Linked DNA regions of Homo sapiens: region 2 is linked to region 1. Evidence: chromatin loops called from intact Hi-C (ENCODE). Cell type or tissue: K562. All regions are shown on one strand. Region 1 overlaps CRPPA (CDP-L-ribitol pyrophosphorylase A). Region 2 overlaps CRPPA (CDP-L-ribitol pyrophosphorylase A).

What was found. Hi-C counts contacts between places; a loop is a spot of excess contacts. Peaks named below come from ENCODE experiments on the same cell type or tissue, not always from the same donor. Only the 100,000 strongest peaks of a DNase experiment are listed, where the experiment ranks them.
Region 2: a loop joins it to region 1, with 3.0 times the contacts of the local background. A loop is called at or near these places in 1 of 110 quality-filtered maps.

What each region holds. Positions count from the first base shown.
Region 1 is chr7:16,266,943-16,271,942 of GRCh38, reverse strand. The region is part of intron 6 of CRPPA (CDP-L-ribitol pyrophosphorylase A); the gene reads left to right. CRPPA-AS1 (CRPPA antisense RNA 1) reads right to left here. Exons shown (of 5, transcript NR_038947.1): 5 at 1,339-3,086. Among named protein-coding and RNA genes, the nearest start is that of CRPPA-AS1, 59 kb to the right of the region's middle. In K562, no CTCF peak of the experiment used is centred here; a DNase peak (open chromatin) is centred at 2,822; H3K4me3 peaks cover 1,655 bases.
Region 2 is chr7:16,112,391-16,117,390 of GRCh38, reverse strand. The region is part of intron 9 of CRPPA (CDP-L-ribitol pyrophosphorylase A); the gene reads left to right. Among named protein-coding and RNA genes, the nearest start is that of CRPPA-AS1, 96 kb to the left of the region's middle. In K562, a CTCF peak has its summit at 2,562; no DNase peak of the experiment used is centred here.

The DNA of each region.
Region 1 (5,000 bases):
CCTAAATTCTCTAGTTTATTTACCAAATAATAAATGCCTGTCATGATATAGTCACTAGATACAGGGAGTTGAACTGAGCAAGTATGATTTCCTATTTCCAAGGAGCATATTGTCCAGTTGGGGATAAAAAGTAAATGAATGCAAATTAAAATGTCAAATTGTGATGAATATTCTAAGGAAAACATAACTGTGCTTATATAAGAGAGCCAGAGAAAGTGACTTAGATTGGGAGTGGAAGGCAGTAAGTGAAATCTCTTGGCAGATGTGGTATTTAACTTAAGTCTTTAAGGGCAATAAATAATTATCTATTTAAAGAACAAACCAGAAGTAACAGTATGTGAAAGGCACATAAAGAGCTTCATTGGGGCACAGAAAGAAAGCATCTGTGGTTGGAGATGCAAATGGAGTGGAAGTGGGAGTAGCAAGAGACAAGGAAAGAGCCTTGTAGGCTTTTTATGTTGAGTTTACCACTTCTACTGTTACCGTTGCTACTATTATCATTTATATATTGTTTTAAGGGGAAAATGAAGTGAGAGAAGACTTTATTTGAAAATGACATGATCCAGTTTACCTTTACAAGAAGATTATGGTGGCTGCTCCTCTTAAAAGTACAGTTCTACAGAGGAAACCTCTGCAGTACTTGTTTTCATACATCACATTACCTCTAAATGCATATAAGCGTGTTCAACCCAATATTCATTCCTGTAATAAAAGAATGGAACTCCTAAAGAATGCTGATCTATACTCTGAACAAACAGGGACTGTAGGGGCTTTTCATGTATTTTGGTTATCCACTCCTTCCTGTTTCCTGGAGGACGTAATTTAATTATTGTTTTGAGTAATCACAAATGACAAGCAGGGTGTAACTGAAAATCACGTGTAAAGCATGCTCTGATTTTGTTGAGGCTGTTCTATGGTACTTAGTTTCTTTTTTTTTTCCCTTATGCCCTCAAGGTTGTGTCCAGTGTATGGATCCATGCCTTTTGTTATAGACCTCAGTAAATTCACCGTATGACATATTAGTCAAACAACACATCAAAACTAGCACATGCAATAAAGAAAAGCGGAGAGAACATAAACAGAGCAAATTAAGCCACAGCAGCATCCTAAGACCTATCCAAAACAGTTATTTTATGCTTATTTTGATACATATTATATTTTAGCGTGAATATACAGGATTTTCATTTGTTTGCACCTGAATACTGTATAGTTAATAACAATGAAATAACACTGGAAAGCTACTTTTTTCTCTTGCGCCTCTAACTGTGAACAGCACCACATTTATGTGTTACATGCATGTGTATACAAGAATATAGAAACTAGCCAAAAACCATCTCATTAAATCCATTTGATTTATTTGGTATGTTAGCCAGATTTCCTGAGCAATTCTCCAGAGGTGGAAAGAAACTCCAAAATGATAGACCACCTAGTTGAAGAAGATGGTATGAATTATATTGATGTTGTATTAAATAAAATTAACAATTTATATTAATAACTGATTGTCATGGTTTTAAAATATTAATTGAGGGAGCTAGGATAATTTGCTTTAAATGCTATTTTCTCTATTTTTTTCTTTGTGTATTTCACATATCTTCATCTTTTTAATTATTTATATTCTTGAAATACAGGAACCTGTTGAAATATTACTCTTCCTAAAGGAACCAGATGGTTAATCTGTAAAAATGGTCTTTTGCATCTTGTCCGCTTAGAAATGAGGTCATTGCTTACAAGTTCTGGACAACCATTATACTAAGCTTACAAAATAAAAACAGAAACCAGCCACCACCAATTTTTGGGCATGTATTCATAAAGTCAAGTCTTAGCCTTTAACTCAGGAAATTTTTTGATTTTACACATAAAGTAAATATGTTTAGAAGGAAAATCCGTACAAAAAGTTGACAAAGTTGTTTTTGTATGTAGATTATAGTTAACCTTCAACAATTGATTTTGAAGAATGTTGTATACTAAATTGCTTATGCTATTTAAATTGAGATGTAGCTTCAGAACTCAGTCATTTCACTTCATGTCATTAATTTTTTTTCTCCAGTTATAGGATACATGATGTTTGCAAAGCATCATTTTGTGCTTATGTTATCCCTAATAATTGAGTTTGGAAATGTATTTTATGTCAAGTATTTGTGTGTAGTATAATTTTACTTTACAATGCCACAGAGTAGGTTATTCTGTTGTTCTAGTAGCTTTAGCTAAACAATGGTTCCAAGGTTTTGGTGGTTCTGGGAACACTGAATCAAATATACCACTTTGAGCTTATAACCACAGTACATTATCGTGTTATCTTGTTACTGGAAAACTTCTTTCCAAGGCCTACAACTTGTGTTAAAAAAAGTTTACCTTTCTCTCTTACGTTGGCACTGTATACCTTAAATGACTATTCAGTATATGAGGGTAAAAAAAAGTCTATACAGCTTGATCCGTCATTGAAGATCTTCTGCAGTCTACACCGACGTTTTTTGTCACAATGTTATTGCTGTTGTGGCTCAACATGTCTTGAAACGATTAGTCTTCTACCTCTTTTGCACTCTATTCTACTGGATTGCATGCCTTCTCTATTTGTCAATTTTATGTTATAAGGCTTAGTTGATTACTCTTTCCATGAACTTGTCCCCAGTCTTTTTTTTTTTAGTTATTGGATCTCCTAAATTACTCATCAATTGTTGTGTCATTCTACATATCCTGCTTATTATTTATCCATTTGCGCATGTCTTTCACCGTCTCTTATCACTGATCCCTCACACAGTGCTGTGGAGATGGAAGGAGTCAGATAAATAGTTGTGGTTAAAGATGAGAGCATGATGAACCAGCAAGCTTCTGGAGTACCTCTCTACCGGGCCAACAGCCAAATATGTTGCTGGAGATAAAGAGGTCGCCTCTGGGCCATCCATCAATCATCGGAACAGTTGAGAAGAGTTTAAAACACAAAACTCAAGAAGTTCGAACTGATTTTCTAACCAGAAGAAAAAACTATGTTCACAAAAGGAGGCAAGAGAAGGTGCTGGTAGCAGATGTTGCAGAGATTAGATGAGCTGGAGTTAGCAACAGTGATGAAATTGGTGGTGAGCAGCCTTCTGTCAGGAAAGAAAGACAGTGTTGCAGAAATGAGCACTGCAGAGGGGACCTTCTAGTGGAGTGAAGAAAATAAGCCATAAGCAATATTTTTAAAATGTATTCTGTAGACTCTACCGTAAGATTCTATATTACATATTTGAATCTATTTTTCTATATTGTCTAGAAATGTACTGTTTAAAAAATATTATATGGTATATACTTAGTTCTGAAACAAGTCACATGATCGAGTTTTTGTTCAAAATGTAATTTATCCTTAGTATTTTTAAAATATTTTGAACCTCTAAGCTAAACAATGTATATTCAACAGGCTCCTCATAAGTCATAATGGGAAAGTTGTATGAGAGGGAAATTTTATGTATAAATATTGCAAGTATATTTCTCATACAAGAGGAGTATACATTAATGAAAAATAGTTTGCTTATTACATAGGGTTTGATGGCAGTTTTCAGGTTGAACAAATATTGGGATGGTGTCTGAATATTCTTTAAAAGACTATTGCATGATTTTCTTGGGATTACATGTGAAAGGACTCTTCGGTAAGCTATTCATACAAATTATAGCTGATTTTAATTTTCTTTATTTTCTATCATTTTGTAAAAACTAGGTGGAAAATGGAGGTTGTTGAGAACCTTTTTAATATTTCTTATCTAGACATTTGTCTAGATAATATTTCTTATCTAGACAATTGTCACATTTGCAGTACAATATCAATCATGTCATTTAAGTGATTGTCATTTTCTCATCACATGATTTTAATATGGAAACAGGCTGCAATTATACTTCTATATACAGTTGTCCCTCAATTTATATGGGGGTTCCAGGACCTACCTTTCTGCTCTACAAATACCACAATTTATGGGTGCTCTAATCCGTTACATAAAATGAAATAACGTTTACATATAACCTATATACATCTTCCTGTATATGTTAAATCATCTTTAGATTACATACAGTCCCTAATACAATATAAATGCTATATAGTTACACTGTATTTTTATAAATTTGTATTTTTATTGTTTAGTTTTGTTTTTCAAATGTTTTTGACCCACGCTCGAATCCTTAACTGTGGAACCAACAGATTCTGGAGGCAGACTGTACATTTAGACAGAATCTTTATTACTTAGGAAAAATAAAAACTTTATGCATTTAAATTAAATTACGTTGTAAACTTAGCAAGAATTTGAGGGAAAAAAGTTGAATTAATGAATTGTTTAATTTTAGTCATTTATGTTTGCCATACCAATATATGTAATAAAGATAAAGGCAATGGCTTTGGCTCAGTAAGGTTGCAGTTTTCTTTCATTTGCTAGATGAGGACACACTCCTCAGTAAATATCTACTCAAAATGAGAGATGACTTTTAGATTAATGTGGATTCAAATGATAGAACCTTTTGCTGGCTCAAAGTGTGATCCAGGCATCAGTTATATCAGTATCAACTGTAAGCTTCTTAGAAATGTTTATTCTTAGCTTTACCCCAAATCTAAAAGAATTAAAATCTGCATTTATAACAGGATTCTCAGAAATTCCCATAGACATTGAAATTCGAGAAATACACATCTAAAATTTATTTTGTTTTCCCATTAGGCTATAAACTTCTTAAGGGCAGAAACCTGTCTAGTCATTGACATGGTCTCAGTATACAATTTAGTGTCTGGCTTGTAGCTATCAATAAATATTGGTCAAATGAATGAAATTATATTAATCCATCAATGGCTAAGATACTCTGTTCTTTGTGACCTTGTTTTATTTTTAATTAAGACAGATAGGATTTGTTCATTTTAACTTGCCAGTTCTCAGCTTGCAAATGTTTTATGCATTACTAATAAATATAAAGGGATCATATTACTGTTTATATCTTTTTCACATATCATTAGTGATTTCCACTAATAGTTACAGAACATGCCTGCCAAA
Region 2 (5,000 bases), 150 kb after region 1:
GAAAAGGAAGGCTCGTCTACCCAGAGTTCCACATGTAGATATGACTACGTGCTCAGTTCAGAGTCGCTTCCAAAGAGAACTCACCCCTGATGCTGCAGATTTGGCCTGGAACAGATTCACACTACCTGGTTTCACTTGAGACATGAAAACCAGCTCACAGTGGGAATAAAGAGAGAGAAACAACCGATTCACATGGAAGATACAACAAAAGGAATACTGAAAGCATGTTTCTTAATGGTTAACCCATTTTAAAATCCATCATTTTCCAAGTTGACATCTTTTTAAGGGAAAAATCTGTATATAAGGTCTATATCAGAAAAATACATGTGGAAGTCTGCAGCCCAGGTCTGAGAGAGCTCTAGATGCTAAAAAAGCAGCAGGGCCTGGTTTTCAGTGCTGATGATGATTCTTTACAACAAACAGGAAAACATGGTCTCTAGAGTGACACATAAAGACTTTCAGCCAGATTGCTTTGTATGGTACCTGGGCGGAGTCCCTGTCAGGTGGTTAACATTGATTAACTCGGTTATGTAAGCTACAAATCTTATTCATGTTTTGTTCTTGTTCCTCTGATACGCTTTTTCTGATCCAGGATTCAATCCGGGAACACATGTTGCATTTTGTTGTCATGTCTTCTTGGTCTCCTTTATTCTGGAATGTTTGTTTGTTTGTTTCTCTCTCTCTCTCCCTTCCCTTTCCCTTCCCTTTCCTTTCCTTTTTTTTTTTTTTTTCGACCGAGTCTCGCTGTATTGCCCAGGCTGGGTGCAGTGGTGCAATCTTGGCTCACTGCAACCTCCATCTCCTGGGTTCAAGCAATTCTGCCTCAGCTTCCCAAGTAGCTGGGATTACAGGCAAGTGCCACCAGGCCTGGCTAATGTTTGTATTTTTAGTAGAGATGGGGTTTCGCCATGTTGGCCAGGCTGGTCTTGAATGCCTGACCTCAGGTGATCCACCTGCCTAGGCCTCCTAAATTGCTGGGATTACAGATGTGAGCCACTGCGCCCGACCACTCATTCTTTCTTTGTCTTTCATGACTTTGTACTTTTGGCAAATACTGATTTGTTTTGTATAATGTCCCTCATTTAGATTTCTCTGCTGTTTTCTCATGAATAAATGCATTTAGGCAAGAATACCACTGAATTAGTGTTATATCCTTCTCAGTGCATCATATCAGGGATCACATGATATCTGTCTCACTGCTGATATTAACCTAGATCACTTGGTTAAAGTGGCATCTGCTGGGTTTCTCCACTGAAAATATATTACTACCTTTATAATTAATAATTATGGTAAAATATTTGGAAACTATGTAAATATCCCGATTTTTAATCATACCATTACACGATAATTTTATCATGCATCAATGATTCTTGTTGGAAACCTTTATATAGTGTTGCTTGTCACTTAGTGGTTTTTTATTCCCATCATTCTTTCCAAATGTATTAATTGGAATTTTCCAATAAAGATCTTTACCTTTTGTGCCATCTATGTCTTTCTGCTCTTTTTCCCTTTCTATCTATCTAATCTATCTGAATGAACTCATTAGTATTAGTCTTATTTTATGGATTCTGTTCCATACTCTCATGATTTTGTTGCTCCAGTTTTCCCACATGTGGTGAATGGGAGCTCCTTCATGTTGCCTTATGTTGTCCTTCACAATGTTCTCATCAGATTTTGAGGGTGTCCCTACATTCTGGCACCAAAGGATATTTCAGACTCATCTTATTCTTCATTCAGGCTTGAAATGAGCAATTTCTCCAAGAAACCTAAATTTCTTTTTTTAAAAATTGGTATTTAGAAACCAAGATCCTGAGCACTAAGGGTGCTCATTGCACCTTGCATGTCACAATTTGTAAGCCCTTTCAAAGTGAACAGGACTAGGAAATATATCTATTTCTAGACACAGAAACACTCTTCTATACCTATTTCTACATTTGTAACTGAGTGTATTCGTATGTAATTTATAATCTAGCTAAAAGAAACCATTTGTTGATATCTCGATTTTTCAGTCCAACATCATAGAATTTTCTAGCTCTCCTTTTTCTTATATGTAATCCATCTCTCTAACATATATCTTACTCAACATAGCATACACATAGTATACTTTCAGAATTGCTAACCCATATCTCTTAGAAAACAATAGTACTAATGAGTATGATAGTTTTATATATAGTTCTTTGTCTTAGAATATTGAATCAAAATACTAATTTCCAAATTTAGTTAGGGCCACCCTCTTCAGTTTGGTTCTTTATTTATAGTACATTTTGGTTCATTTCATATTGTTAATCGATTTTGGAGTATCCCTACCCCATCCTGCTTGATTCTAATTATTTTTTTGGAGTGCGTGAAACATTAACATAGTTTTGAAAGTCAGATAGTCAAAGGCTATTCAGTTTGGAGTGTTACCTTAGTCTTTTGCCTCATTATTTTTTGGAGAGCAGGGGAGTCATTAACTGAGGTAACTGAATTTTATTTTATGTAATAACTATACATTTATTAAGTTCTCTCTTATTAATTTCTTGTGGATTTGACTAGGGTTTACACGATACCTAATTCAATGCTGCTCTCTTCTGTCACTGTAGCAGAATCTGGCTTCTTTAGTTAATCTTATTTAATGGTGGAGAAAGGAGTTATGTGTCCTCCAGTTGTTTGGTTGTCTTTCATATTTCAGGAACCTAATTTTTTTTCTTTTCCTCTTCATTACTCTGTTGCCAAATATTTCTTCTCCCTTGTTGTGTGTGTGTGTTTTCCCCAGGAGAAGTCTGCCAAATCAAGCATAATTTTAAGTCCCTTCCTTGAAGTCTTGCTGGTTATTCACACGTTTTAGTATTTTCACATTTAAGTCAGAATTACTGTTTTTGGTGGTGATTTTAAATAAACTTTATACTCATCAGTAGCTCCCTTCTTTCTTTTCATATTTTTTCAGTTTGCCCTTAGTTGCCACACAAACATTTATGGCAGAACAGGAGAAGGAGAAATTGCTTATTGAGATTTGCTGGTTTTCTCTTATTTTCTTTAACTTGCAGTTACTTTGAAGTTTGGGGATTTTTTTTTGTCTTAAATGGTATCAAAGGTGTGTGTGTGTGTGTGTGTGTATGTGTGCGTGTCTACTTTGATCTCGTTCAGTACTATTTTTGGAGAAAGTATTCAGAGTCTCCATTTGCTTTAGCCACCTGAGATCCCCTTTGTTTTTACTCCAATTTCTCTCTGCTTGTTAGAAGTTTCACATCCTATTTTTATACATTAAGCAGTCTCTTAAAATTTTTCTTTGCCCATTTATTTGAAAATCTGAAGTCAGTATTTTACTTTCCCAACACTTTTATGAATCTTAGAGCATTTCAAGTTTGATCAGTTACCTCCTAACTTTTATGCTACTGTTCTTACCCAGTATTTTGATTTTGTTCTTTTAAATATCCTTTATATTTAGATGTTACTTATTTATAATTTTCTAGAGACTACTGTGTTTAGATTTATGTACTTATTTTAAAATCATTTTTAAATTTTCCATGCCTTCCTGCTCTTTAGACCTTGATTCAGAGATTATTTTCCTTCCATGTGAGTTACAGACTTTAGTGTAAGAAGGGATTTTAAGGATATACTTTCATATTTTATTTGAAGGAGGCAGTATTTTATTTCTAATCTTGAAAAATAATGTTGGTGTGTGGAGGGGGGAGTGTTGTAAACATTCTAGTTTGATAGCTTTGTTGAGGGGGGTGTAGTTTTTGCTGTTGATTTTAGCACTTTAAAAATACTGTCCTTGTGTTCTTGCTACCATTATTTTTGGGAGAGACGCTGCCAGGCTAATTGTTGGTCTGTTTTGATGTATTCCTTCTAGTTGCTTTAAGATTGTCTCTACTTAGTATTTCAGTTTCCTTACAATTTATCTACTTTTTGTGATTTTTTTAATCCACCTTGAAATTCGTTAGGTTTCCTTGATGAATTTTTGTTCTGTAGTTGGTGGAAAATTTACAACCATAAATTATTATTTTTTTGCCTGTTGTTTTTATTCTCCCTTTATGGGATTCTGATTAAATATATATTTGACATTCTTATTGTATCTACCAAATCTTTTAACTTCCTACTCTGTTTTCCATTTCATTGTCTAATATATATTCTGAGTAATTTCCTTAATTATTTCTCCAGTTTCAGTAATTCTCTCTGCAACTGAATCTAATCTATTGCTTTTGAGATTCTTTTTTCTTTATGTTCAACAATGCTTTTCATTTACAAAAATTCTGTCTTTTGTATTTCAGGTCTCATTTCTGTTTGTTATTTTATGTTTCAAGACTCTCATTGAGAGAGACTTGTCTTGCTTTCTTATTTTCCTGATTTTATATTTATTTATTTAAATATTTTACGTAGTTTAAAAGGTATTTTGTGCCTGAAAATTCTAATGCTGTATTTATTTTGATGCTAATGGGTCTGTTTTTCATAGATTTTTATTATGAATGCATTTCTGTATTTATGTATTTGTCTGTCTTGCCTAACTACATATTCCATCAGGGGAAAAAAAAGTCTATATATTCATATCTTTATATATAGCTTAGAGTCTGGCATCAGGTAAGTTCCTGAAATATAGTCATTGAATGAATAAAGGAGTTCCCATTCTTCTCCCTGCTCCTACAACCTTACTTATTTCATCATTGGACAAATTAAGTTTCTAGTTTCTAAACAGTTCCCCCCTACCAAGAAAGGTTCCATTAATTGCACTACTTTCAAAGTCCTTGCACATAGTACAATGTCTCTTTTTTTGTTTCTCTGACAGCCAGGAGTCTTAGGTAACTACTTTTCCCATATTCCATTGTTTTTTGTTACTTAGTATTCTAGAAAAGTTACACATCAGTCATTCTTGTCTGTTAAAAGCAATCTGTATCATCTGCTGGAGGTTATTGAATTTTTTCTTTAAATTTGAAGGTATCTTCTAAATATGACTTCTTTTTTGCTGTTCTTTTATTAATTTTGTAAGGCACCCAAATGATAGCTATCTATCTGCAGATCCT